Linked DNA regions of Homo sapiens: regions 1, 2, 3, 4, 5 and 7 are each linked to region 6. The links are chromatin contacts, found by Hi-C in ENCODE. All regions are on one chromosome and are shown on one strand. Each heading gives the region's core, a stretch centred on a gene start or an enhancer-like site at or near the end of the contact. The rest is flanking DNA. Distances are from core to core; before and after follow the strand shown. Region 1 holds the start of ZNF304 (zinc finger protein 304). Region 2 holds the start of ZNF606 (zinc finger protein 606). Region 3 holds the start of ZNF549 (zinc finger protein 549). Region 4 holds the start of ZNF548 (zinc finger protein 548). Region 5 holds the start of ZNF329 (zinc finger protein 329). Region 6 holds the start of ZNF613 (zinc finger protein 613). Region 7 holds the start of ZNF416 (zinc finger protein 416).

What was found. Hi-C counts contacts between places; a loop is a spot of excess contacts on that map. Pooled maps may share reads with other maps.
Region 1: a loop to region 6 is called in a pooled map, with 8 times the contacts of the local background. The contact joins the promoter of ZNF304 here to the promoter of ZNF613 in region 6. A Hi-C loop is called at or near these places in 6 of 50 pooled maps.
Region 2: a loop to region 6 is called in a pooled map, with 6 times the contacts of the local background. The contact joins the promoter of ZNF606 here to the promoter of ZNF613 in region 6. A Hi-C loop is called at or near these places in 2 of 50 pooled maps.
Region 3: a pooled map shows a loop between it and region 6 (11-fold over the local background). The contact joins the promoter of ZNF549 here to the promoter of ZNF613 in region 6. A Hi-C loop is called at or near these places in 2 of 50 pooled maps.
Region 4: a pooled map shows a loop between it and region 6 (13-fold over the local background). The contact joins the promoter of ZNF548 here to the promoter of ZNF613 in region 6. A Hi-C loop is called at or near these places in 2 of 50 pooled maps.
Region 5: a loop to region 6 is called in a pooled map, with 6 times the contacts of the local background. The contact joins the promoter of ZNF329 here to the promoter of ZNF613 in region 6. A Hi-C loop is called at or near these places in 2 of 50 pooled maps.
Region 7: a pooled map shows a loop between it and region 6 (10-fold over the local background). The contact joins the promoter of ZNF416 here to the promoter of ZNF613 in region 6. A Hi-C loop is called at or near these places in 4 of 50 pooled maps.

The regions. Positions count from the first base shown.
Region 1 is chr19:57,349,438-57,352,990 of GRCh38, reverse strand. It overlaps ZNF304 (zinc finger protein 304), which reads right to left and starts at 1,720. Exons shown (of 3, transcript NM_020657.4): 1 at 1,294-1,720. The coding sequence starts at 1,326. RefSeq lists enhancers at 1,418-1,487, 826-1,684, 1,638-1,727, 1,685-2,544.
Region 2 is chr19:58,001,530-58,005,501 of GRCh38, reverse strand. ZNF606 (zinc finger protein 606) reads left to right here and starts at 2,682. Exons shown (of 7, transcript NM_001348022.3): 1 at 2,682-3,106. ZNF606-AS1 (ZNF606 antisense RNA 1) reads right to left here and starts at 2,608. Exons shown (of 4, transcript NR_036508.1): 1 at 2,456-2,608; 2 at 2,166-2,291; 3 at 802-1,119. RefSeq lists an enhancer at 2,331-2,750.
Region 3 is chr19:57,525,003-57,528,632 of GRCh38, reverse strand. It overlaps ZNF549 (zinc finger protein 549), which reads right to left and starts at 1,277. Exons shown (of 4, transcript NM_001199295.2): 1 at 1,027-1,277. The coding sequence starts at 1,059.
Region 4 is chr19:57,388,236-57,391,930 of GRCh38, reverse strand. ZNF548 (zinc finger protein 548) reads right to left here and starts at 2,077. Exons shown (of 4, transcript NM_001172773.2): 1 at 1,817-2,077. The coding sequence starts at 1,831. RefSeq lists enhancers at 1,820-2,299, 2,440-2,519.
Region 5 is chr19:58,149,446-58,153,109 of GRCh38, reverse strand. ZNF329 (zinc finger protein 329) reads left to right here and starts at 2,321. Exons shown (of 4, transcript NM_024620.4): 1 at 2,321-2,358. RefSeq lists an enhancer at 2,185-2,244.
Region 6 is chr19:51,925,707-51,929,224 of GRCh38, reverse strand. It overlaps ZNF613 (zinc finger protein 613), which reads right to left and starts at 1,753. Exons shown (of 6, transcript NM_001031721.4): 1 at 1,685-1,753. RefSeq lists enhancers at 1,815-2,114, 1,970-2,733.
Region 7 is chr19:57,576,467-57,580,405 of GRCh38, reverse strand. It overlaps ZNF416 (zinc finger protein 416), which reads left to right and starts at 1,495. Exons shown (of 4, transcript NM_017879.3): 1 at 1,495-1,734; 2 at 2,308-2,349. The coding sequence starts at 1,702. RefSeq lists a silencer at 1,586-1,805.

The DNA.
Region 1 (3,553 bases), core at 471-2,970, 5.4 Mb before region 6:
GAGGCCTCAACTAAGATGACAACTGAGACCTCTTAACCTAAACATGACCAAAGCCTAACTCCTGATATAACCACTAAAAATCATACCTGCTGCCAACTTCTCTATCTCAGTTGATGGCATTTTCATAATTTTACCAGCTACAGCAAAAACAAACCAACCTTAGGGTCATCCACGACTCTCCTCTCTTTCACCTTTCGCATCAAAAAATCCAATCACCCTACTTTAAAAAACAGAAAATTTACCAACTTCTCTCACCTCCACAGCCACACCTCTAGACCAGACACCATCAACACTACTGCAGTAGCTGCTCCCTCATGCTCACAGTCTGTTCTCAACCTGAAAGCCAGAGAGAGCATGTTAAAATCTGAGTCAGATCATCTCCCTCCTCTGCTCCAAATCTCCCACGACTTTTACCACACTCAAGACACCTCGGCCAGCCATTCCTGCCTAACTCCTTCCTCTGATACCTGTTTCCAACAAAGGTAATTAAGACCTGAGATTCCCTGAGCGCTCCAAACTCAATCCTACAAGCATTTGAGCGTACCTGTTCCTAGGTCTGATATACTTTTGCAGTACTCATCCCATTGGTCGCCAGGTGGGGACTTCTCCACATAACTCCATACAACTCATGGCCTGGATTCAGGACACTAAACTAGAAATGACCTCCATTCACTGCCCCCTGTCTCAAGTGAAGACAGTCATGTGAAGAATCCCAGGATATCATCACTATGTCTCATCAGAGAATCTGGTCAGCCTTCCTTATAAAATACATACAAAACCCAAAACCCATACATTCTCTAACCTCTGCTGCCACCACTCTGGCCCAGACCATCAACGCTCACCTGGACTATTTCAGTAGACTTCATCTTGATCTCCCCGTCTACCCTATAATCCCTAGTCTACCCACTCTGCAGCCAGAGGGAGCCTTTTAAGAACTGCGTCAGAGGACCTCCCTTCTCTGTACCAAACCTTGCATGACTCCCAGCACCCTCAGAAGAGAGGACCAGCTCCTCGGGCGGCCATTCCAGGCCTACCTCTGACCCCCTAGTCCCTGTTCTCACCAGGCACAGAGAGTTCCCGGAACTCCCCAAACTCATTCTCCTCTCCATGCATGCATTTGTACGAACTGCCCCTGCGCCTTCGAGTCCGTTCCACACCTTATGCCACTGATGAGGGGAGCGGAACCCCTCCACATAATGCGACGGAGTGAGCACCCTGAAGTGCGCGATGAGAGCGAACATCCCAGGACACACCAACCAGGCCGGGGTGCGCTTGAGGGATGCCCCCACTCACCTGAACCCGGTCCATCAGCACCGCCGCTGCCATGAGAAGCGGATGAACAGTCTGTGCCCTGTGGGCTCAGCCGAAACCCCACGCCTCCACCGCGCTGGACGCCCTCGGGCTGAGTGTAGCACTCCAAGTCTCAATCTACCCGGTGTAAAAACGCTCACAAGACTAAGGCGGCTGCTTCTGGGGGAGACAAGGACAAGAGGACGTGTGTGGAGGCCTCGGTAAGAGCCCAGCCCCGGCAGACACCTCCGCGAGAGGCCGCCCGTCCCACGACAGGGGTCATGGATTGTAACAAAAGCGCGAAGGAAGGTCCTGCAGTCTTCACTGTCTTTCTTTGCTAGGTTCCACGAGAGCCGCGTAGAAAGCCGACCCGATCTCTAGAACTCAGCCTTCACAACCAGAATGCACGGACCGGGCATAGGAAAAATACGTCACGACGGCGACGCCAGAAGTCTCGCCCCTGCAGCCCAGAGCAGCAGGAAACGCCCAGTTTCTGGGCTGTCATTGGCTGCACGCCGGCTAACAATGAGCTGGGCACAGATTTCTGGGTAACGTAGTTTGTACCCTGCATCCAACCAGGCAACGAGCGCCTTTCGGGTTCTCCCGGATGTCTGCCAAGAGGCGTCGTGCAGGGAGGGGGAGAAAAGACTGGGAAAACGATATCTCGGAGGCCACAGCTGCTTTTAAAGGGTATGCACCCTGATTTCCATGGCCACCTGGGACAATGCCACGCCACTGAAGTCGCCAGCAAGGGACCCATTCTTCAATCCTGCTTCTGAGGCCCTGGGAAACCTGCTTCACCTCTCTCAGATTTGGGGATTGAAACGTATTAATAAATTGAACGTTGTCTGTATTTCGTTTGTGGGCCTTTTTGTAAAACATTGAATGTCCTTCTAATTTTTCTAACATATAAAGAAAAGAGATGTAATTAGCTACCTTTCTGCTGGCTGTACAGGAAGCATGGTGCCCGTATCTGCTTCTGGTGAGGCCACAGGGAACTTTTATTCATGGCGAAAAGTGAAGGAGGAACTTACATGTAACATGACGAAAACATGAGCCTCTTCTAATTCATTGCTTCCCAATTTGATATGTAGTTTTACAGCATCAGCTTCACTATGAACTTAAAAAACCTGTGAATTCTTGGACCCAACCTATACCTTCTGATAAACTCTGGGGATGGGACCCTAGCTGAAGTTCAAGAACTGGAGGTCTTTTAAAGTCATTAGCCAAAAACAAAACAAAACAAAAACAAACAAAAAAAAATCAGTAAGATGAAAAACACTACAACCAACCTCATTAGGAATATGGGAAGTGAGGTAAAAAGTACTTAACACCAGGCCTGGCACATCGTGCTAAATACATACAAGCTGTTATCAGTCTTCCTCAACACAAGGTTCTCACATACACTGCTTTAGGAAGATAAATCAAAGATCCACCTTTTCAGGATCAGTGTGATTTTGAAAAAAAAAGAAAAAAGTACAATTATTCCCTCACTCATCAAATAGCATCATAGATAATAGTTATAATTTTTTTTTGAGACAGAGTTTCACTCTTGTTGCCCAGGCTTAAGTGCAATGGCACGATCTCAGCTCACTGCAACCTCTCCCTCCCAGGTTCAAGCGATTCTCCTGCCTCGGCCTCCCGAGTAGCTGGGATTACAAGCATCCGCCACCATGCCCGGCTAATTTTGTATTTTTAGTAGAGATGGGGTTTCTCCGTGTTGGTCAGGCTGGTCTCGAACTCCTGACCTCAGGTGATCCAACTGCCTCAGTCTTCCAAAGTGCTGGGATTACAGGTGGGAGCCCCTAATGGTTATAATTTTTGCACAAAAGCACACCAATATATCAATAGACTCATTTAATTGAAAAAAATCACATGCAAGAGGGTTTCATAAACTACAGGTAGGTCTATCGTCCAGAAGACACATTCTTATAGGCTGTATGATTCAAAACACAGAACTATCAAGACTAATTGCTCTTCATAATTTTTAACTCCACTGTCCACTTAAGAGTCACTGTAGTTAAAATTTTATAACCTGGTTTATTTTATGAGATGACATAGAAATAATTCATATCTTTGAGAAAAAATATATATACACACATACACACAGCATTTATATATATATACACATGTAGTTTATATACACACATACATAATTATATATATGTATAATATAAATTATCTGTCTCCACTCAAAGCCAATATAAATTTAGGTGTCAGGAACACATGGAATAACATACGGAGTCAGTTACAGATATAACTG
Region 2 (3,972 bases), core at 1,433-3,932, 6.1 Mb before region 6:
TGTGGAACTCAAGGTTTTACCAAGCAGATGAAACCTCCGGAGATAACAGACTGTAAATGTTTCTTATCAGACTTAAAGAGTCTGTTCTATCACTAATTCTAGAAGGGAGGAGGGTATAATGAGGCAAGTCCAGCTTCTGCTTCCCATCATGGCCCGAACTCATTTTTCAAATTAACTTTGGAATGCCCTTGGCTGAGAGGAGGGGTCTATTCATATGGTTGGGGGGTGGGGGGCTTAGAATTTTATTTTTTGGTTTACAACATTAATCCATTCATGACAGCAGAGCCTTATGACCTCCATAAATCCCATTAGACCCTGCCTCCCAACACTACTGCACTGGGGAGTAAGTTTCAACATGAATTTTGGAGAGGATAAAAACATTCAAATCATAGCAGGGGTGTTTTTCTTCATCTGGTTTCCTGACACCTTTAGGTCAAAGGTATCTCTCTCATTTGAGTTCCCTCTCAAAAGTGAACAGAGCTACCTCATCTCTCTTTAGAATATGAATTCTAGTCTTATTTTATATGAACATTGAGGTTTGTGTAGCAGGTATTTGGTGATTGCATATCTTAAAACTTGGCTTCTGTACTGTATGAGACTATCAGTTACGATACGAAGAAAATAAAAAGAGAGTAATACAATTGAGAATTAGGGAGATGAGTCACAGCTGGCTGTTACCAGGATGTGACATCTGTGCTGTGATCTGGATGAAAAAAAGAAAACCCTGGGGCTGTACAAGGAAGAAGATTCCAGGAAGAGGAAACAATACGTACAAAGGCCCTGAAGCAGGAATGGACTTACCCTGTTTGAGGAGTGGCTGGGGTCCAGAAATGGGCAGGAATGACAGGAGATGAGCTTGAGGGACTGAGGTGGGGTGTGGGATAGGACAGAGGCCAGTCCTGCTGAGTTTTCTAAGCTGTGAGCTGGAATTTGGATTTTACTTTAATTACTTGGGAAGCCAGTGCAGAATGTGAGGCAAGGACCTGATGTGAGATCCTAAAAGTGCCCTTGGCTGCCTGCTGGAGGATGAGCTGTAGGGGGCTGGAGTGGAAGTGGAGAGACACTCTCTTCTTACTTCTGTCACTCTTCCTTCTCCAGCCTCTCTTTCTCTGCTTGATCCTGAGATGGAAATTGTGGCTGTACCATCCATAGATTGCTTTCCTCTCAGTGCCCACTCTGACTGGGTTCACCTTCCTGCCAGCTGGGGCCTGTCCCAACACCTTGCCCCTTCCACCTTACCTCTCTCATGGTCCTCTCCCTCGAATTCAGCCTGTCCTACTTGAAATTTTCCTCTCCCTTGAATTCAGCCTGTCCTACTTGAACTTTTCCTCTCCCTCTGAAAGGGCTACTCCCCTTTGCCCACCCACAGTGAGTGCCAACACCACCCAACAACAAAAGCCCAACCCACAGGCCAGCTTTTTAAAATGATCCTCCATTACTAGTGGAAATATCTTCAAAATCTCTCTTGCCCACTGCTCACTCAAGTCTAGCTTCCTAAATGGCCATGCTTTCTTTGGTATCACCACCTACAGTCCCTCAGTCCCTTTTTTTGAGACAGAGTCTTGCCCTGCTGCCCAGGCTGGAGTGCAATGGCTTGATCTCGGCTTACTGTAGCCTCCGCTTCCCGGGTTCAAGCGATTCTCCTGCCTCAGCCTCCCAAGTAGCTGGGTACAGGTGCCCTCCACCAAGCCCGGCTAATTTTTGGTATTTTTAGTAGAGACGAGGTTTTATCATGTTGCCCAGACTGGTCTCGGAACTCCTGACCTCAGGCGATCCACCTGCCTTGGCCTCCCAAAGTGCTGGGATTACAGCTGTGAGCCACCGCGCCCGGCCCGTTTTTGTTTGTTTTAATGCCGGGTCTTGCTCTGTTGCCCAGGCTGAAGTGCAGTGGTGCGATCATAGCTCACTGCAACCTTGACCTCCCAGGCTCAAGCAATCCTTCCACCGCAACCTCCTAAGTAGCGGGGACTACAGGCGCGCGCCATCACACCGGGCTAATTTTTGTATTTTTTTTGTAGAGATGTGGTCTCGCTATGTTGCCCAGGGTGGTGTCGAACTCCTGAACTCAACTGATCCTCCCGCCACAGCTTCCCGAAGTGCTGGGACTACAGGAATGAGCCACCGCTCCCGAACCGCTCCATGCATATCGATAGAGGAAAACTCACAGGGTGCGTCGCTGGTAACCCATGCTCCCATAAAGCCTGGCCTCTGGAAAGAGACTTGGGAACGAGCCCTGACGTTCTCAGCCGTCGAGCTTCACAGAGAAGGGTAGCTCGAATTAGGTTCCTTATCTTAAAGAGAATAACAGCAGTCACTTTCTCACAATCTTGCGAACGCCAAATGGAAGGATCCCTCGAGAGCGCTGAGAACTCGCCGAGCTCCTCCCGGGAAACCCGGTACCACGAGGCGCCATTTTGCGGATGGGCAAACCGAGGCCCGCGGGGCCGCGACTTACCCAGGCCTTTTTGCAGTGGGAGGCGACGGTGGAGGAGGGTGGTCTGGGACCGGGACAACAAAGTCCATCCTGCCGCCGGCTTCGACGCAGGTGCCAGAAAGGTCCCAACCCCGCCCAGGCAGGGCGAGGCGGCGCGGCCCAGGAACCTGTCATGGCGGCGCCGCTGCCCGACGCCGGAAGTGCCCGCCTGGAACTACAGCTCCCAGCAGACCCCGCGGCGCGCTCCGGTCGACGCCGGGGAAGCAGCCGCCATTGTCCGCGGCTGAGGTGAGGCCTTTGCTCAGGCTGTGGGGCCGCCGTAGCTGCGGGGCTTGGGGGGTCAGGAGAGCCGGCTGGGAGAGGCGGCGTCAGGGTGGGTCCTGCGCCTGCCCTTTCCGCGCCGGCTTTGCGCCGTCGTTGCCGTCGGTTCTCCAGCCAGCAGCCTGCCTCCGGCCTCCCGCCTCCGGGCGTTCTTCGTTTTCTGGTCGGACGGGCCTGGGTGAACTCTGCTGCACGTCGGCTCCGCGGGCCTTTGTCCCCGAGGCCGCGCCGGGAGCTCCCAAGCGCACTCCTGGGCCGGACCTCGGCGCGGGACAAAAGCCAAACGCCCCAGGCGGGCAGACCCCGATCCTGCTGCGCCGCCTTCAAGGGGGACCGCCGGCCGCGAGCCAGGTGAGGCCGGGACGAGCTTTTGCAGCGTCGCGGCCGCGTCGGTCTTGAGGAGGAAATTTGGGTCGGGAGCTCTGGAAGCAGGTGATAAGGATGCTTCTGAGGCCATTGATGGGACGAATAACCCCGTTCGTTCCCCAGCCGTCGTTTCTCCCCCTGCCAGTTCACACAAAGCACTGTGAAGGACGTCAGACCTGGGTTGGAAACAGCTCCGGGTTCCCTTAAACATGCAGTGACGGCGGCGGTCACTGTCAAGTTGCAAATAATGGTGCAAAGTACGGTTTGCATTCTGCGTTTTCGCGCTGATTCCGGTGCTCCTGAGGCCCACTGTGTGTTCTAGTGCTTTATACACATACCCAGGAATCCATTCGAGAGGTTGCTGACTTGTACAAAGATCTGGAACCTGAGGAGTTAGGGGTCTGGGCGCCAGGCCCATCTCTAAGTCCTCCACACACACACAAGCTTAGGCTTAGTAAATCTTGGAGGTGAATTTTTTTTGGAGGTGGGATTAAATTTGCATAACATAATGTTCACTTTAAGCACTTAAAAGTGTGCAATTCACCGGTTTTATTGTATATTAATAAAGTTGTGCAATCATCCCCATTATCTAATTTTAGAACATTTCATCACCCCACAAAGAAACCCTTGTTCCCCTTAAGCAGTCACTCCCCATTTCATTTTTCCCCCAGCTCTAGGCAACCACTAATATATGAGGATTGCAAGTTGATTTTACAATAATTGTCAGATTAATCCAAAAGTTCCATCTGTGTTGTGACTGGCTGTCTCTTGGGAATAGCTGACAAATTTGTACCCTCTCATTCAGGATCATGCTCTTTTTTCCAGCTTATGCAAATTACCTTTCATTTCTC
Region 3 (3,630 bases), core at 28-2,527, 5.6 Mb before region 6:
GCAGTGTGTATTCCTTACACATTCCCTTTGGAAGTACCCCCGGAACCCCATGGCCCTCCTATCTGCAGGCAGCTTCGCCAAGGCCGACCCACACTTTCCCAGCCTCCAGCCTCAGCCCTCCCTCTCTTCATCTCAAAGTAAAACCTTAAGATTTCCCGTCTAAATTTAAGGCTTGGCTTGAGTCTACGCCCCAGCCTGTCTCCATTTACACATCACTGAGTCAGTCCCCTCCCATGAATTTTCTACTTATGATTCCAACTGCCCATGTAACAACTTCACTCTGTGGCAATTTAGAAACACCACGTCCAAAATTCAACTCCTACTATTTCCCTGAAACCTGCTCCCTCACCAGATTTCTTTGTCAACTCTTCCAGATGTTCAGGTAAAAGAAAAACTTGGGATCATACTTCACTCCCACTTTTGCTCATAGGCACAAATGATGGAGCAGAAAATCCTGCTGGCTTTACCTTTAAGATCTACCAAGATTCTTATTACTTAGGTCCCTTCAGCAACCCGTCTGGTCCAGAATCCACCATAATCCTCCTGGAGCCTACTACAGCAGTCTCCTCACCAGTATCCCTGCGTCCACCCCCATCACTCCGTAACAGTCTGTTTTCTCCACTCATTGCCTTTGAAATATTTTTTCAGACCCTCACTCAGATCGTGTTCTCCTTTAGTTCACAACCCTCCATGGCTCCCAAAGACTCAGAATTAAAAACCCCGGTTGCTCAGGCTGCCATGGCAGCCGTGCCTTCTTCTCCTCATTCTCTCTGCTCCCTGCAGACACAGGTCCGCCCCCAAGTTTCCGAATGCTCGCGACCCCGGCGCACCTCCCAGGCTCTGCGCGTGCAGCCCCCACGGTACGCAACGCTCTCCCTTCTTCACCTCACCGCCCGTCAGCTCTGAGGACCCCACCCAGAACTCCTCGCTGTCCTGGAGAAGAGGCCTGAACTGCAGAGACCCACGCAGGTGACCCCAGTCCGGGGCCTCAGGACCCAGGTGAGGATCCGAGGACTCCGCTCTCACCTGCGGCGTAATCACTAGCGCTGCCTCGGCCATGGGACTTTAGGCGGGGCGGGGCCTGGAAAGGCGGGCGGTAAAGCCCGGGATCCGGCGTGCGTGCGGTGGCAAATCGCTGGGCGACGCTCAGACCGAGACCAGGCAAGCTCCTCTGCGGGCGGACACCACCTCCACCGGTTTCCGGCTCCAGTTACCTGGCCCGGACCCAGCGAGCCGGAAACGCCCAGCCCGCGGACGCGCTCGCAGGCAGCAAAAACGACCACCACCGGAAAGACGCCGGAAGATTCTGGCGTATTGCGCACTTACGGAGGTGCCCCTTTCCTGGGCAATGATTGGTCTAAGGCCCCGGCACGCTCGGCGCACAGTATTCTGGGTGGTGTAGTTCCTACCACGCCGCAGTCCGCCGCGCTGTGAGGACTCAATCCAAGAAAGAGAGGACAAAGGAAAAAACCCATCAAACTAGGGTCAGCAAAGCCTATTACATACACAGGATAAAAGAATACGATTTGATCTTCATTTCTCAACACAAAAGTTGACATATATTGCATACAATACATTAAAAATGTTGACAATTGAGAATTGACGCGACCCTTAATTTTTTTCTTTTTTTTAATGTAGAAACTATAACCAAAAATAAAATTCAAAGGCCTCCCAACTATCTGAATGGACCCCCTCCTCTCAGCATTATAGAGTTAACCTGAAAATCTAGTTCAGGCCATTATGGAAGAAGGGGTTGGACATGCCTCATTCTACCCCTACAGCAATAACATCAGCATAGACCTTAAGTCTGATAAGAAACATTTACAATCTATTTCTCTGAAACTTGCTACCTGCAGGCTTCATCTGTATGATAAAACCTGGGTCTCCAACCAAGGTGATCACTAACAGTGGGGTCAGCATCCCCTTATCCCACACGTTTGTGTTTATTCTGTTTTTTTGCCCTCAAGTGTTAGTGACTTAAATTACATAATGTATCTATTATCATAAGTGGAACTGAAATGAGATTGCAGAAACATTATATCTTCTTTTTCTTTTCTTTTTTTCCTTTTTTTTTTTTGACAGAGTCTCACTCTGTCGCCCAGACTGGAGTACAGTGGTGCAATCTCTGCTCACTGTAACCTCCACCTCCCAGGTTCAAGCGATTCTCCTGCCTCAGCCTCCCGAGTAGCCGGGACTACAGGCATGCGCCACCACCCCCGGATAATTTTTGTATTTTTAGTAGAGACAGGGTTTCACCATGTTGGCCAGGCTGGTCTAGAACCGGCCTCAAGTGATTCGCCTGCCTTAAAGTGCTGGGATTACAAGCATGAGCCACCATGCCTGGCTTTTTTCCCCCATATTTAGCAATTAGCTTTTGTTGCTATCCATTGTCTTCATTTCTCTTTAGTTTTTAATTGTTTATAATTTTGACATTTTATAATTACTTAAGAAAGGTTAGAAAAATTACCATTTAGATTGGAGTCATATTAAATAAGACACCTATATTGTAAAAATATCTTTATGAATGTAATCTTTGGCTATAGTGTTGTAACCGAGCGAGTTATAGAGAAATGCCACACTCTGAGACTAATTCTGGAGTCCTTTTATTGCCAGCGACCGAGAGACAGCTAGAGCTCAAAATTCTTGGCCCCGAAGAAGGGGCTAGATTTCTTTTTATACCTTGATCTAAATAGGGGAGGGGGAGTTTAGCTGAAGCAATTTTTACAGAAGCAGAACAGGCAAAAAGTTAAAAGATAAATGGTTACACAAACATTTACAGGAAAATAAACAGTTCCAGGTGCAGGGGCTTAATTATCACAAAGTGATAAACGCAGGGGCTTTGGGTACCATTAACTGAGTGCGTTCCTAGGAGCTGCTGGTACAGCGTGCCTCAGTGTCTATCAGTAAGTGCATTCCTGGATGTGCTTGGAGTCAGCTTGCACTAGTTATGTCCTTAAGGGAGGGGGATAAGGGGGCTGCAAGTGAAGAAACAAAAATGGAGTCTGTTTGGCTCTCTCAGCTGAGAGAGACAATCAGGTTAAAACAAGGTAGGGCATCACAATCGTTTGTCTCCACTATTATTTATTTCTGATCCTTTTATTTTTTTATTATTTTTTTTTTTTGAGATGGAGTTTCGCCCTTGTTGCCCAGGCTGGAGTGCAATGGCACGATCTCGGCTCACTGCAACCTCCACCTCCCAGGTTCAAGCGATTCTCCTGCCTCAGCCTCCCTAGTAGCTGGGATTACAGGCATGTGCCACCACGCCCAGCTAATTTTGTATTTTTAGTAGAGACGGGATTTCTCCATGCTGGTCAGGCTGGTCTCGAACTCCCGACCTCAGGTGATCGGCCCACCTCAGCCTCCCAAAATGCTGGGATTACAGGCAAGAGCCGCTGCACCCGGCCATGATCCTCTTATTTTAAGAGTTTTACGGGTCGGGCGTGGTGGCTCACGCCTGTAATCCCAGCACTTTGGGAGGCCGAGGCAGGCGGATCACCTGAGGTCAGGAGTTCGAGACAGCCTGACCAAAATGGTGAAACCCCGTCTCTACTAAAAATACAAAAAATTAGCCGGGCGTGGTGGTGGCGCCTGTAGTCCCAGCTACTCGGGAGGCTGAGGCAGGAGAATGGC
Region 4 (3,695 bases), core at 828-3,327, 5.5 Mb before region 6:
AGCTACTTGGGAGGCTGAGGCAGCAGAATTGCTTGAACTAACCTGGGAGGTGGAGGTTGCAGTGAGCCGAGATCGCGCCACTGCACTCCAGCCTGGGCGACGGAGCGAGACTCCATTTCAAAAAAAAAAAAAAAAAAAAAACAGTAAGCACAGGGCAGACATTTTTCAAAAAGAAGACACATAAATCGCAAGCAGGCATATAAAAAAATGCTCAACATCATTAATCATCAGACAAATTCAAATTAAAACCACAGTATCTCCTTACACCAGTCAGAATGGCTATCATTTAAATGTCAAAAAACAACTGATGTTGCCCAGGATATGGAGAAGAGAAAAAGGTTACACACTGTTGGTGAGAATGTAAATAAGTACAACCTCAATGGAAAACAGTATGAAGATTTTTCAAATAACTGAAAATAGAACTGCCATTAAATCCACCAATTCCACTACTGGGCATCTACCCAAAGGAAAATAAATCATTACATTAAAAAAAACATGTATTTTTATCACAGCACTATTCACAATAGCAAAGATAGGGAATTAACCAATTATCCATCAATGTATGACTGGGTAAAGAAAATGTGGCATATATATACACAAGGTAATACCACTAGGCCACAAAAAAAAAAAAAAGCATGAAACTATGTCTTTTACAGCAATGTGGATGGAACTGGAGGCCATTATTAAATGAAACAACTCAGAAACAGAAAGTCAAATACCAAATGTTCTCACTTACAAGTGGAAGCTGAATAATGTGTACACATGGACAAAGAGTGTGGAATGACAAACATTGGAGACTCCAAACAGGTAGAAGGATGAGACGAAGATGAGTGATGAAAAATTACTTAATGGATACAATGTACATTATTCAGGCGATGGATACATTAAAAGCCCAGACTTGACCACTATGCAAATATATCCATATAACAAAACTGCACTTGACTCCTTAAATTTATGCAAACAAACAAACAAAAAAAACCCGAGACCGACCTACTCAATCTGATCCTCAGACCATTCTCTGGCCCAGTCCAAGCCCTCCATCCGTCTGGTATCGCCAACCCAATCCCCTTCCTCAGACTCCACACCTTTATGTCCACCTGTCTGTGTGACATATCCATCTTGAGACATTTGAGAATCACCATGTCCAAAATCCAACCTGTGATCTTCTCCCGGAAATCTGCTCTTTATGCTGACTTCCCCAACTCCATTCTTCCAAACGTTCAAACAGAAAACAAAAAACAAAACAAACACTTGAAACGGTTCTTCACTGCCTTTGTTCAGACATAACTGAAGCACCAGGAAAACCTACGGGCCCTATCTTTCAGGCCTATGAAGAATCTCATCACATCTCCCTCTACTGTCACTGGTCCAGCCCCAACCATAATTCTCCTGGGTCTACTGCAGTGGCCTCAGGGCCTTTTCGCGTCTCCCTGTGTCCATTCCTAACCTGGTTTTCCTAACTTGAAACTTCGAACTCTGGACCTGCCCCCTCCAACTGTCCCTCCCTTGACAACCTTCCATGGTTACTGGCTGCTCAGGTTGCCATTCCAAGCGAGAATTCACAAAACCCTCTCTTTCCCGCAGAAACAACACACACCCCTGACGCCCCAACACAGCCCACTCGGCAGCGCCTCCATGCTCTGAACCTGAGGTCCCTAACGGGAGCTCTGAGGCTGCATCAAATCGGCTGATACGGGGACCCCACACAGGAACGCCCCTCTCTTCGGGACAAGGGGCCTGACCTGCAGGGCCCCTTCAGGGGGCTTCAGCACTGGGAGGACCGGTCGGGCGGGGGAGCCTGGGACGGGACACCCACCTCAGTCAGGTTCATCAGCAAGGCCTCCGCCAGCCCAGCCAGGGAAGAGCGGGGCGGGAGCGACAAAGGCAAGACAAGGACGCCACTGTCCCCAGCGCTTGTCAGTTGACTCACTCCCGCCTCTCCGTGGTGGGAACCGAGCCGCTTCTCGCGCTTTTCCGTTCCGTCACTTCGGTGACGTCAGACAGAGCCATAGGCCGAAGTTGGTGAAACACCACACAGAACCAAAACGACCACCACCAGGAGGACGGCGGAAGTCCCGCCCTCCGACGGTGCGCACGCACGCAAACGTCCCCTTCTAAGCCTTTATTGGGTAAGTCGTGCCGCCGAGAGCTGCAGTGTCTTCTGGGTTATGAAGTTTCGACACCGCTTCCGGACTTGTCTTAGAGCGTTGATCAGTCCTTATATGGCAGATAAAGGCCCAGTGGCACTGTCAGGGGAGCTGGGAAACGGAGTCCCCGACTCCAAAGACAGGAGGGGGCTTGGCTTGCTCTTAAAGGCAACATACGGTATTTTTTTGGATTGTAGTATAGGATATTTACAGAAATGTTAGCAACTTATTACTTAAGACTCTATTAAGCACAGCTAATTCCCAATAACTACAGGTCCAAAGAGACACCCCATACCATAAAGGCAGTCTGCCTCTACTCATGCCTGCCAGCCATATTATTGCTTTTCAAATACACATACAGTTACGCTTTGGCGTCTGTTTAGTAAGCTTCAATATGTTTGGTCCAGAAGAAGAAAGAAAGACTACGCAGTTAGGGCTATGGACTGGAATTTGTAGGAAGGATGACAGGAGACGCTGAAGTAGGTTGAAAGGGTGAAGCTATGCCTCTGGATCAAAGAGAATACATCTTACCTGACTGTAGAGTCAGCGATTGTGTTCCTACGAAGGGTGCAACGCTTTTATTCTAATAATACTTACTACTTCATATCTGAGATATTTTCCATTTATTTTAAGAATCACAATCCTATCTGAAAATGAGAGTGACGACCAAAATGAGTGATTGAGGCATAAGTCACAAATCATGGAGGATTACTGGACCAGCCTAAGGGCACATCCAGAAAAATGTAAGTCACAGAAGCATCTGTGGCTGGTTTTTCCAAAGAGGTTCTTAGGAGGTTTAGTATTTATTATACATTTTCCTTAAAAAGGAAGAGGGGTTGGCAGTGAGACAAATGATTACAGACATGTGAAACTTTAGTTAGTGCCCAGTAAATCTACATTTTACATAAGATAGAGTAAACACGTGAGGGGAAAAGGGAATAAAGAAGATGTCTCAGAGAAGGATGAAGGAATGAATAATCTCATCTTCTCTCTGTTCTGTACCTTGGAAGATAAGCTAGTAGTCTTCTGAAAAGGTTGATTTCTATTTAGCCCTTAGGGAAGAAAACCTAATGATTGTAGTGTGGTAGGGGATATAATGAGGTGTGTCTGATTTCCCGTTCCTCTATAGTGGTGAATTCAGCTTCCAAAGTTATTCTAGGGTTCTCATGGTCAAGAGGGCATCCATTCAGTCAGTTAGGGGGTGCTTAGAATTTTATTTTTATTTCTCAAGAGCAGCTGATACATGCCATTTCTGGACAACATTGTCTACCGTTTTCATAGTTGAAGCATATGCACATCTTATCCTCAAAAAAGGTGTGGAATTCCATGATGTTATCTTCTTCCTCAGAAGTGATTTAAAATTTCACCTGTGTTTACAACTGTATTTGCACAGGGAGTCGAAATGTGAAAAACACTTGTGAAATAAAAAAATTACCGAAATCTATTAGTAATTATGTAGGTTATTCCAAAAGAAAAAAAACCAGAAGCCCTAGAGAAATCGATCTGTAATGTGAGAAAAAGATAAGATCTCAATGTTTGAGTGAGAGA
Region 5 (3,664 bases), core at 1,072-3,571, 6.2 Mb before region 6:
TATACACTTGTGCCAGCACAGTACTTAGCACTAAGGATTTCTCTTTGCCACTGAATGGAAAAAACACCCTTGTTATTATTAATGATGTTATGCTTTATTGTTAACTTTATTACTAGATTATTACTTTTACTCATCTCTTCTTGCATACTCTTCTATTCTTCTGATATTTGTGTCTGTATTAGTGCCTATTTGAGCCCATCTGCTTAATATGGTACATTTTAGTATCTAATAAAGGGTGCCTGACTTTTTTTTTTGAGACGAGAGTATAGCTGTCACCCAGGCTGGAGTGCAGTGGCACGATCTCAGCTCACTGCAACCTCCGCCTCCAGGATTCAGGCAATTCTCCTGCCTCAGCCTCCGGAGTAGCTAGGATTATAGGCACCCGCCACCACCCCCGGCTAATTTTTGTATTTTTAGTAGAGACAGGTTTCACAATGTTTGCCAGGCTGGTCTTGAATTCCTGACCTCAAGTGATCCACCTGCCTCGGCCTCCCAAAGTGCTGGGATTACAGTTGTGAGCCACCGCGTCCGGTCTCCGACTGTTCTTTTAACCAGATACTGTTGGACTTTTCTCCATATGATCTTTAAGTTGTTTTATTCTGTGAGCTGGGGGCGGGGGGAGTCTTTGAATTGGAATTGCTATACTTTTGTTTAGTAGTTTTGTGAAGATTTTTTTTTTTTTTTTGAGACCGAGTACTAGGATTGCAGGCATGAGCCACTGTGCCCAGCCAATTTTTATATTTTTAGAGATGGGGTTTCACCATGTTGGCCAGGCTCATCTTGAACTCCTGACCTCAGGTGATCCCCCCAGCCCGGCTTCCCAAAGAGTTGGAATTACAGGCATGAGCCACTGTGCCTGGTCTGATACGGCCTTCATGGAGAAATTAAAAAAATACTTTCCATTCAGGAATAATATGTCAGTGTGTTCTGAACTTAACTTCAGGTCTGTTAATGAGGTTTTTGTATTTTCTTCATGAAGATCCTTTATTGCTTTTGCTAATTGATTTCCAAGTTGCTCCAACCATCACTATTGTGAGTGACAATTTAATCACTATTATGGCTTAGAATTTTTTTTCTAATTTTCATTTCAAAATTGTGAAGTATTTCAACCTGCGGAGAGGTTCGGAGAGTAATAGAATAATCTATAAATAATAAAGATGACACCCATGTATCATCGAGATTTTACCTGTGTTAACATGTAGTCAGATTTTCAGGTTTTGATTTGTTTTTTCCTATCAAGCATCACAGGTGTAACTGAGGTCTCCTTTGTCTCCTCCCCAACTCTTTCCCCTCAGTTGCCACTTTCTTGAGGTTGGACAATCTATCTGGTCCATGTTATTGTTACTTTACTACTTATGTATCAATCTCTGTATAACATATAGATTTTGTGTCTTTTATTTCCAGGTAAGTTGTATCATGTGGATAAGTGCACAGTTTACTTTTCGAACTGTTTTTGGAGAACTGTCTATCTTGTATATAAGTTAGTCCTTTTTTTTTTTTTTTTTTTTGAGACGAAGTCTCCCTCTTGTCCCCCAGGCTGGAGTGTGATGGTACGATCTCAGCTCACTGCAACCTCCGCCTCCCAGGTTCAAGTGATTCTCTTGCCTCAGCCTCCCGAGGAGCTGGGATTACAGGCGCCTGCCACCACGCCTAGCTAATTTTTGTATTTTTAGTGGAGACGGGGTTTCACCATGTTGGCCAGGCTGGTCTCAAACTCCTGACCTTAGGTGAGCCCAGTCCGTTTGTTTTAACCACCCCCTATTGCTCCGTTGCACATACCACAGTTTCTCTCTTCCCTGTCAGTAAATATTTAGGCTTCCCCATGCTAAAGTTTAAGAGAACCACTGAAAGAATGAAAATGTGTAGTTTTCATTTTCAACCGGCTATTGTTACTACAGAGGAAAGTTACTGGCTTTGTTTACATTTCTTAGATCTAGTCATTTTAACAAATTAGGCCTCCCAAAATGCTGGGATTACAGGCGTGAGCCACGCACCCAGTAAATAATTATATTGCCAATGAATAATGAGTGTACTTATTCTGAATTTTAACATTATTATCTCAAAAAAAGATTATAGATAAAGAAATATTTTAGGAAATTATGCAGTAAATAAAAGGAAGGCTCTATAACAAAAGAATGATAGCATCGGGTTAAAAATCAGAGGAGACCATAGGAGAAAGTAAATGCCTGCGCGTCCGCCCCGAGGCAAGTCCACGCCAGGGTAATGAATAACCCGGTACCCGCGGCCGCCCCAGCGTTGGGCGGGGGAAGCTCGGGGACTCCGCGCACGCGCACATCCTTGTCCCGGCAGCCGCGCAAGCGCAATCGCCCGGAACATGGCTGCCGCCGGCCGCCAACCGTAAGTGCCGACGCATCCCTGAGCCCTGCGCTGCCTCCGTTTCCTGCGGAGGGAAGTCTTGGCGGGTGGAGGTCCGCCGGGTCCTTGTGGGGCGGCGAGGGGCGCGTCCGCGGGTGGGTTTCACCTGGGTGGTGGGCATGTCGGGCCCGCTAGGGCGAGGGTCTGGCCAGGGGCGTAGTTCTCCTGGTGGGTGGGGACGCTCCGTGGCGATTGGGGTCACTCCTCTGAGGACGAGGTCGCTCCGGGGCTGGTCTGGACGCCCCCGCTCTTTCCTTAGCGTCACCCGTGAGTTCCGCGCTCGCATCTCTAGCCCGCCCTCCCATAGAGACTGTTTTGCCACGCCTGCTGGGTGTCCTGGTCCGTCTCCGGGGGTAACCCCCGAGTCTGCAGCTTTTCTGTCAGGTGTGAGGGGCAGTGTAGGCTTGGGTCGGCCTCCGGCTGAATTGGCGGCCGTGAGCCAGTGGGCTGAGCCGCTTCCCCTTGAGTCTCGAAGGTGTTAGATCACCTGTGTGTTTTTCCATTTGATATTTGCAAAATCATGTTTTACTGCAATTCTCAGTGAGGGCCGCATTTTTGCACGTGTTTAGTGACCATTTTGCTGTCTTTTCCCTTGGTTTAGTGGCATATTTCCTTTGTGCAGTCTTCCAGTCTCAATATTTTATGACATAAAATGTTGGTTTAGATAGAGAAGCTGAAAGACTTGTGCAGTGAACGACCCGGTTAACGTCTGCTGAACTTACTGTATCCCTTATCTTTCCTTCTGTCCATCCTTTCAGCCATTCATTAATCCACCTATTTTTGGAAACATTTCAAAGTAAGTTGCAGATATCACAACACTTCTCCCTCAAACACCTCACTATGCTTACCATGAATTAGAGTTCAGTAGTGCTTTTTTAAATTTTTTGAGCCAAAATTGACTTTCAGTGAAATGCACAGATATTCCCTGTACCATTGATGAATTTTGACAAATGCAACCTAAACCTTTATTAAAATTACCATCAGCCTGAAAAGGTCCTTTATTTTTTGCCAAGTTAAAAAATTTGGCTATAGGAACTTGGGCTTGTTGAAGTACGTTTTGAATACCCAGTTTTTGTCTGTTTTTTCTTTTTTCCCACAGCAAGTGACTTTCCTCCATTCTACTGCTTGTTTACCTCTCTCTTCACCCAACTTTTCATTTTGAAAAGTTCCGCATTTGCATAGAAGTTGCAGGAATAGTTTAACACTTCTAAAACCATCCAGATTCTAAAATTATTAACACTTTTTGCCACATTAGCTTTATCTTTATCTTCTCCCTGCCTGAGACACA
Region 6 (3,518 bases), core at 504-3,003:
AAAAAAATTTTTAAACAAAAACATGGATGATATGTTTACTATAAGAACGTTCATAATGTAAAATTAAATACGGCAAATTATACCAATGTTTCAGCAGCTTATCTGCATTGTGAAAATCAAGCATAGAAAACTGAAATTGAAATATACAAAAATCTTATCAAAAGTCATTACTGGGGAACACATTTTGGGATAAGAGAGATGTTTTACTTGTGTCAGAACCTGAAAGAAAATATTTACGTGTGTGTATACACACATTCACACAGTAAACCTGAGGAAGAAGAACGAAAATCTTTAATAGAAACCTTATCATTTTCTTCGTTTTGTTTTTTCCTTTTTCTTTTCTCCTTTTCTTTTCTTTTTTTTTTTTTTTTGAGGCAGGGTCTCACTCTGTTGCCCAGGCTGGAGTGCAGTGCTCAATCATAGTTCACTGCAGCCTAGAACTCCCGGGGTCACGTGATCGTCCCACCTCAGCCTCCCGAGTAGCTGAGACTACAGGCGTGTGTTACCACACCCAGTTAATATTTGTATTTTTTGGAGAGACAGGCTATGTTGTTCAGGCTGATCTCCAACTTCTAGGCTCGAGCAATTCGCCCACTTTGGCCTCCCAAATGCTGGGAATATAGGCGTGAGCCACCGCGCCAGGCCACCTTACCATTTTAGATTTGATTAATCTTTGATCTTCCCCAAAGCTTTCCTATTTACCAGGATGAGAGAAAGGAGAGATGTGAGAAGTCAAATGAGATTTGTAAACCAGTCCTTGCAGAGAAACTTAAAAGGGACTGAGAGGGAATGTACCGTTGGACCTGAACACACACACCAATCAGGATGCCCTGGCTGCCAAGGCTTCAGCCTTCACAAGCTTCTCCACGACTGTCACATCTAGACCTCCCTAACATGGTCACACCCCCTTAGATTAATCCAAAAACCTGGACCACACACCTAGGTTCACATGAACCCGGGCTCCTCCTCACTGAGTCGCATATTAAATCCTGATTACAGCCTGGAGCGAAGGCTCACGCCCGTAATCCCAGCACTTTGGGAGGCCAAGGTGAGAGGATCGTTTGAGGCCAGGAGTTGGAGACCAGCCTGGGCAACATAGTGAGACCCCCGTCTCTGCAATAAACAGATAGATTAGATAGATAAATTAGATAGATAGATAGATAGATAGATAGATTAGATTAGACAGATTAGATAGATAGATAGATAGATAGATAGCGTGGTGGCGCTCACCTGTAGTCCCAGCTACTCGGGAAAGCTGAGGTGGGAAAATCACCTGAGCCCCGGGAGATGGAGGCTGCAGTGAGCCACGATTGCGCCACTGCACTCAAGCCTGTGTGACAGAGCGAGACCCTGTCTCAAAAATAAAAAATAAAACCCCGAATCCGAAGCAGACACAGTTTTCCTTGACAAAAACCACTCCTCACTCCAGTCCTCAATCACCGAGCCCTACAGAGTGACCCGCAAAGGCACCAAACCCTGATCACGGACTTCCAAGTGTTGCTCTGGACAGACTCTGACCACCGACCACTGGGATCCCTCAGGGCTGACTCCGGAGACGCCCCAACCCCAATACCCCGACTCCCACTTGCTCCCGCTTCCCCCACAAACTCCACGGCTCCGCACTAAACGGACGCCCACAGACACCCTCCTCCCCTCATCCTGACAGACAGACCCACACACAGACCTGATTTTGCGGGGAACCCACCGAGACTTCCCAGAACCTGCACTTTCCTGAATTATTCCACTTCTGGGCCCTCCCCCAGCCTCCAAGCCGGCCTACGGCGGCCGAGGAAGGTCTGAAGTTGCAGGTGTACGGAGCACGGACGACTGGGAGGTAGTAAGTTCGCGTCCTCTCGTCACGGATACTGGAGGCAGCCATCTTTGAATCCTGCACGTACGGAAGGTAAAGTGGACCTTTTCTGCCCAAGTATTCAGGGATAGCGCGGGACGGTGAAGAACTCCATATTTTGGCACCTAAATCCTGCGCCCAAGTTTCATTTATTTTCAGAGGGTCGAGCTTAGCCAAGACAAACATGGTATGGCTACGTGCACCTTAGCGGGCTGGGGAGAAAAGTCATCCGCTTTGCACAAAGAATGACGGGAATGACACAATGGGCGCGGCCATCTTAACACTTAGGTGTCCGTACAAGTGAAAACGCTTTCTCCACAGAGGAAAAAGAGCAATCGCACCCTGAGTCATATACCGCGAAAACGCATCTAGCTACATGTGGAGGACAAGAGGAAGATTTTTGAGGACCAAAAGGGTGTGGAGAGGCAATCGAGGTACGAGGATATTGTTCACCCCGTCAACGGAAAGTGAAAAAACAGCGACCCCTGGAACCTCATTTACATTTGAGGGACACGGTCACCGCCCAGTGCAGGTAAAGAGAGCAGCCACCAGCCAACCGGAAAAGGAATCCAATGCGGGAGGCGGGAATTTTCCTTAAGAGAGAAGAAGGGCCTTCCCTCTGCTGTAGGTGGAGTCAATCTTAACGTCGGGGCTTTCGGAGAACCAAGTGCCTAAAATTCTGGAAGGAATAAATAAGGCGACTCTGGGAGAATGAAAAGTTGTGCAAGCCCGGGCGCGATGGCGCACACGTGTAGTCCCAGCTACTGGGGAGACCAAGGCAGGAAGATCGCTTGAGCCCAGGAGTTCCAGGCTGCAGTGAGCTATGATCGCACCTATCAATAGCCACTGCACTACACAGCCTTGGCAACCCCTTCATGAGGAAAAAAAGAAAAAAGAAAAAAAAAAGTTGTGCAAGAAAAGTAATCATAGGATACTACCTGACTGACCTATAAATATTATTTACATAGTCATCATAACGTAAATTCTAATTCTGATCCAACCTAAATTAAGACAATTCCATTGGAAGAATGAGAAGGAAATTCCTGCATGCAGTGGAGTGTTTATATTTATAACAGAGTTTTCACGTGTCCTTCATGATACATCTATAGAAAATGCCCCAAAATGCAAACTCCATTTCAGAAACATACCGTGTTACTTAAAATATCAAATCTGTGAAGAGTGAAAAGCTTTACAGAACTATATGACTCCTTAGGAGAATTGCAAAATAAAAGCAAGAATCTTATGACTCAGGAATTCCACTCCTAGATACTTATACAACAGTAATGAAATGATATGTCCTCACAAAGACTCACAAGAATGTTCTTAGCACCTTTATGCATAATACCCTGAACAGGAAACAGTCCAAGTGTCCATCAGTACATGAATGTATAAGCAAATTGCAGTGTAATCATACCCTGGAATACTACTGAACAATAATAAAAAACAAATCATAGATGCATGCACCAACATAGATAAATCTCAACAACCTTATGAAGGGGGCCAGCCTCTCCACACCTGTGGGTATTTCTCATCTGGTGGGATGAGAGACTGAGAAAAGAAATAAGACACACTGACAAAGTATAGAGAAAGAACAGTGGGCCCAGGGGACCAGCACTCAGCATACGAAGGACTCCTGCCAGCACTGGTCTCTGAGTTTCCTCAGTATTCA
Region 7 (3,939 bases), core at 246-2,745, 5.7 Mb before region 6:
ATGAAGTTTCCCTTTCCTCTCTGTCCTGGCCAGCATTCATTATTCCCTGTCTTTTGCATAAAAGTCATTTTAACTAGAGTGAGATGATATCTCATTGTAGTTTTGATTTGCATTTTTATAGTGATCAATGATGTTAAGCATGTTTTCATCTACCTGCTTGCCATTTATCTGTCTTTTAAAATTTTTAGTTTTATGAGTACATAGTATGTATGTATATTTATGGGATACGTGAGATATTGTGATACAGGCATACAATGTGTAATAATCATATCAGGGTACACAAGCATTTATCATTTCTTTGTGTTACAAACATTCTAGTTATAATACTCTTTTAGTTGTTTTTAATGTACAATAAATTACTGTTGACTGTAGTCTCTCTACTGTGCTATCAAATACTAGATCTTATTCATTCTACCCTGTCTTAAGGAGGCCTTGGTAGCCATGCTGAGGTTATGGGGTGCTGCTTCCAAAACCAAAAGTATTATGGGCAGCTGGTATGAAGGATCATAGGCTTATGGTCTGTGAGATCCTGTATGTTTAAGAAAGCCCAGTCTTATTGCCAGTAATTACTGTTTTAATGGTGTATAGCATGAGGCTGAAAGAGACAGTTTCCTGCATTGGAAGCTTTTACTCAACAAATGGCCGTTGTATGTGGTTCAGAGATTCCAAGAGGCATGAGAAGTGTAAACCAAAAATAAAATTCCCAGCCCCCCAACCATCTGAATGCATCCTTCCTCTTGGCCAAGGGCATTCCAAAGTTAATCTGAAAAACTAGTTCAGGACGTGATGGGAAGTGAGGGTCAGACTTGCCCTCCTCCCCTTGGAATTCAGGCACAACTGACCAGCATTAACATTAAAACAGAGATTTTAAGACTTCTTGTAGCAATAAGACAGTGAATTCCAGCCTGATTGTAGTATAGCATTACATGACAGATAGCAGGCCCTGAAAGGAATTGAAGTATTTTACTCTAAACTTTATTTATTTGACATATTTTGAAGAGGCCCTGCAAAGGTGTGTCTTGTGGAATCTGCATTTTGCTGAGAATCCCCTTTCCTCTCCAGGGTTTTTTTATTTTCATGGTCCAGGAAAGAATTAAGAGTCTGGCACCTTTCAAAGTCTGATAGGAAACATTTACAATCTATTCCCTCTGAAGCCTGCTGCGTGAAAGCTTCATCTGCTTAATAAGAACCTTGGTCTCTACAACCTCTTATCTTAACCCAGACACTCCCTTCAGTGGGTATGGGACTGCGGAAATCGGCCAGCGGCCCCTTTAAGGAGCAGCAAGTCCCTGTCTCGCTCTTGGTGTCGCGCCTTTTCCTAGCGCCCTCCGCGGGCCGCTTAGCCCTTGTTCCGGGTGAATCTCAGGGAGGGCACCGGAACCCTGGGCTTCTGAGAACTACATTACCCATAATGCCGAGCGCCAAGCTGCAAAGACGCGGAGCCAATCAACGTTCAGGAACGGACCTGTCTCCGTTTGTTGCATACGGTAAGGCGGGACTTCCGGCACCGCTCCGAGATGGTAATTTTGGTGGTTCTCTACCTCGGCCCACGCCGCCTGAGTTAGAAACGCTGCCTCCGGCACAGAGCGGGGGTCGCCCCGCTGCGCATCAGCCGGTGGGTCGCTGGCGCTGGTGGCAGCCGTGCCTGGGTTCCCGCCCCGGGTCGCCCGCCGCTCCCGGCCCCGCTCCGCTCACAATCCGATGGCGGCGGCCGTGCTTAGGGATTCGACTTCGGTGAGTGCTGCGTCTCCCGGGCCTCACCTGCCCTCTCCGCCGGAAATCCAACACCCTGCATGAGGGGCGCCTGCTTGCGTCCCTGCAGCCCGACCCTAGAGTCCAGGACTATGAGGCCCTCGCGGGTGGGGCTCCCATTTACAAGCCTGGTGTCGTGGGCTGTGGAGGGTGTGGCAGGCGGAGGGGCCGGTTTCTGTGAATCTTGCTGGGACGATTGAGCCAGTAACGTTCACGCCCGAATGGTAAAATGAGGCTCTTTCTTTTCAAGACGCTGAGAGCCATGGGTGGTTGTGAACAGACGAGGCACATGGTCTGAGTTAGACTTTTCAAATTTTTTCTAAAGTTACTCAGAGTTGGAACAGCCTGGAAGGGGGATAACACCGAGGCACAGGGAAGTTGAGTCCTTGTGCAAGGTCCCACAGCAGGTAAGAGTCACACGGAACTGAGGAGCAATAATAATTTAGTCATCACCAAGTCACCTGGCTCCAGGGCTGCGCAGGGAAACAAGGAGGCATCAGCCCATGGAGCTTCCACCATAGTTACCTGCCTCTCATAGCCTTCCTCTTCCCGCAGGTTCCCGTGACTGCAGAAGCTAAACTTATGGGCTTTACACAGGTGAGTGGAGAGTGTTTCGGGCCCTCACTGATGCTGACCCCAGTGTTTGTCTCTGAGATTGTGTTCTGGGACTCTTCTCTTGGCACTCTTTGGGTCCTTGGTTCTAGGAATCCTGAACAAACATCAGTCCCAGGGTCATACATCCAGGCTGGAAGCTGGTATAGAATGGTTCCTATTGCTGGGAACCAGTAAAGTAAGGTGTGGAACGTTGTCTCAGGCTTAGATACCAGATGAGCAAGTGCTTGAAGGTCAGGCTGAGCTGGTTTAGGAAACTACAGCTGTTTTCTTTCTCATGGGAACTGAAAGCTGGGATGCAGGAATCAGACAAAAAATGGCTGTCAGTTGTCGGGTGTTTCTTCTGGAGTGTGTGATGAGCAATGACAGTTTGGGGGCAGAGGAGGTATGTGATCTGATCCAGGTCTCATCAGGTTCCCTGTGTGTGGCCAAGCTGAGAGAACAGGCTGAGTGTGAGGTATGAGATAGGAAGATAGTGAAGAAGGCTGCTGCAGTAGTCCAGGTGAGTGTTACTGGTGGCTGGACTTGTGTGGTGGCTGTGGAGGTGGTAGTTGGATTTTAGATCAGTTTTTTTAAGTAGGGAAGCCTGGATTTTGAGATAGAAAAGTAGGATTTAGGGGTAAAAGCAAGGTGTTTGGGTTTAGCAGCTGGAAATATGGAAGCTCCACTAGCGAGGATTGTAAAGTTGGTAGTAGAGTCAGTTATCTCTAGAGATAATCAGAAATTTTGATATGGACCATCTTTATTTTTAAAATTTTTTAATAAAAATCATCTGAACATGGCCCAATGGGACATCTTTTAGAGTCTGAGATGTTTCAAAGAACAGTTAGTTTAGACATGAAGTGGATAGTTTATCCTACAGGACTAGAACTGTGTTGAGGGATTCAGGATAGAGACATTTAAAAGGTGGTGGCCACTACTTGCCTAGGGGTATAGCTTGGGACACAATTAGGAGGTGGAATCGTGATCACTTTGGTAATGCTATTACCAGCCCAGGGAAGGAAGGTTGGGGGTCACTACTGGCTCTCCTGCTTGGGGACATGGTTGGTCATGGTGGGAATCACAAAGACAGGTATGGGAGAGAGGTGGCTATGGTAGGGTGTGAGAGCAAGGATGATCTGGCAAGTGGCCAAGGATCTAGGAGAAGAGTGGGCATGAGATCAATGCTTGGAAGTAATTGAGACAAGATGACACTGAGACCAGAACTAGTGCTTACTCAGCACTCTGGATATATCTACCAGGGTTTTGTGGCAACCCTTGAGGTGTCAGGAATTTCAGGGAGGTGGATAAGTTGAGGGGCACAGGTGGTCATCTGGGAGTTATTGGGCCTGAGGTGTGGGGGTCCCCTGGGGCAGACTTTGAATGAGGGTTAGCAGGAGAGGAAGGCTGTGACTTAAGAGAGGACATCAAGTGCAGCGCTAGTGCAAGAGGGCCATCGGTGTCAGATCCCCAGGTATTTCTGGGTGACTGAGGATGTAGAAAGGGACAGAGTCAGGCAGGGAGGCCTTCAGAGCAGGGTCTCTGAAGGGCTGCCTTTGGCAGTGGGGACCATTCAGCCTGAGTGGCACCGGACCT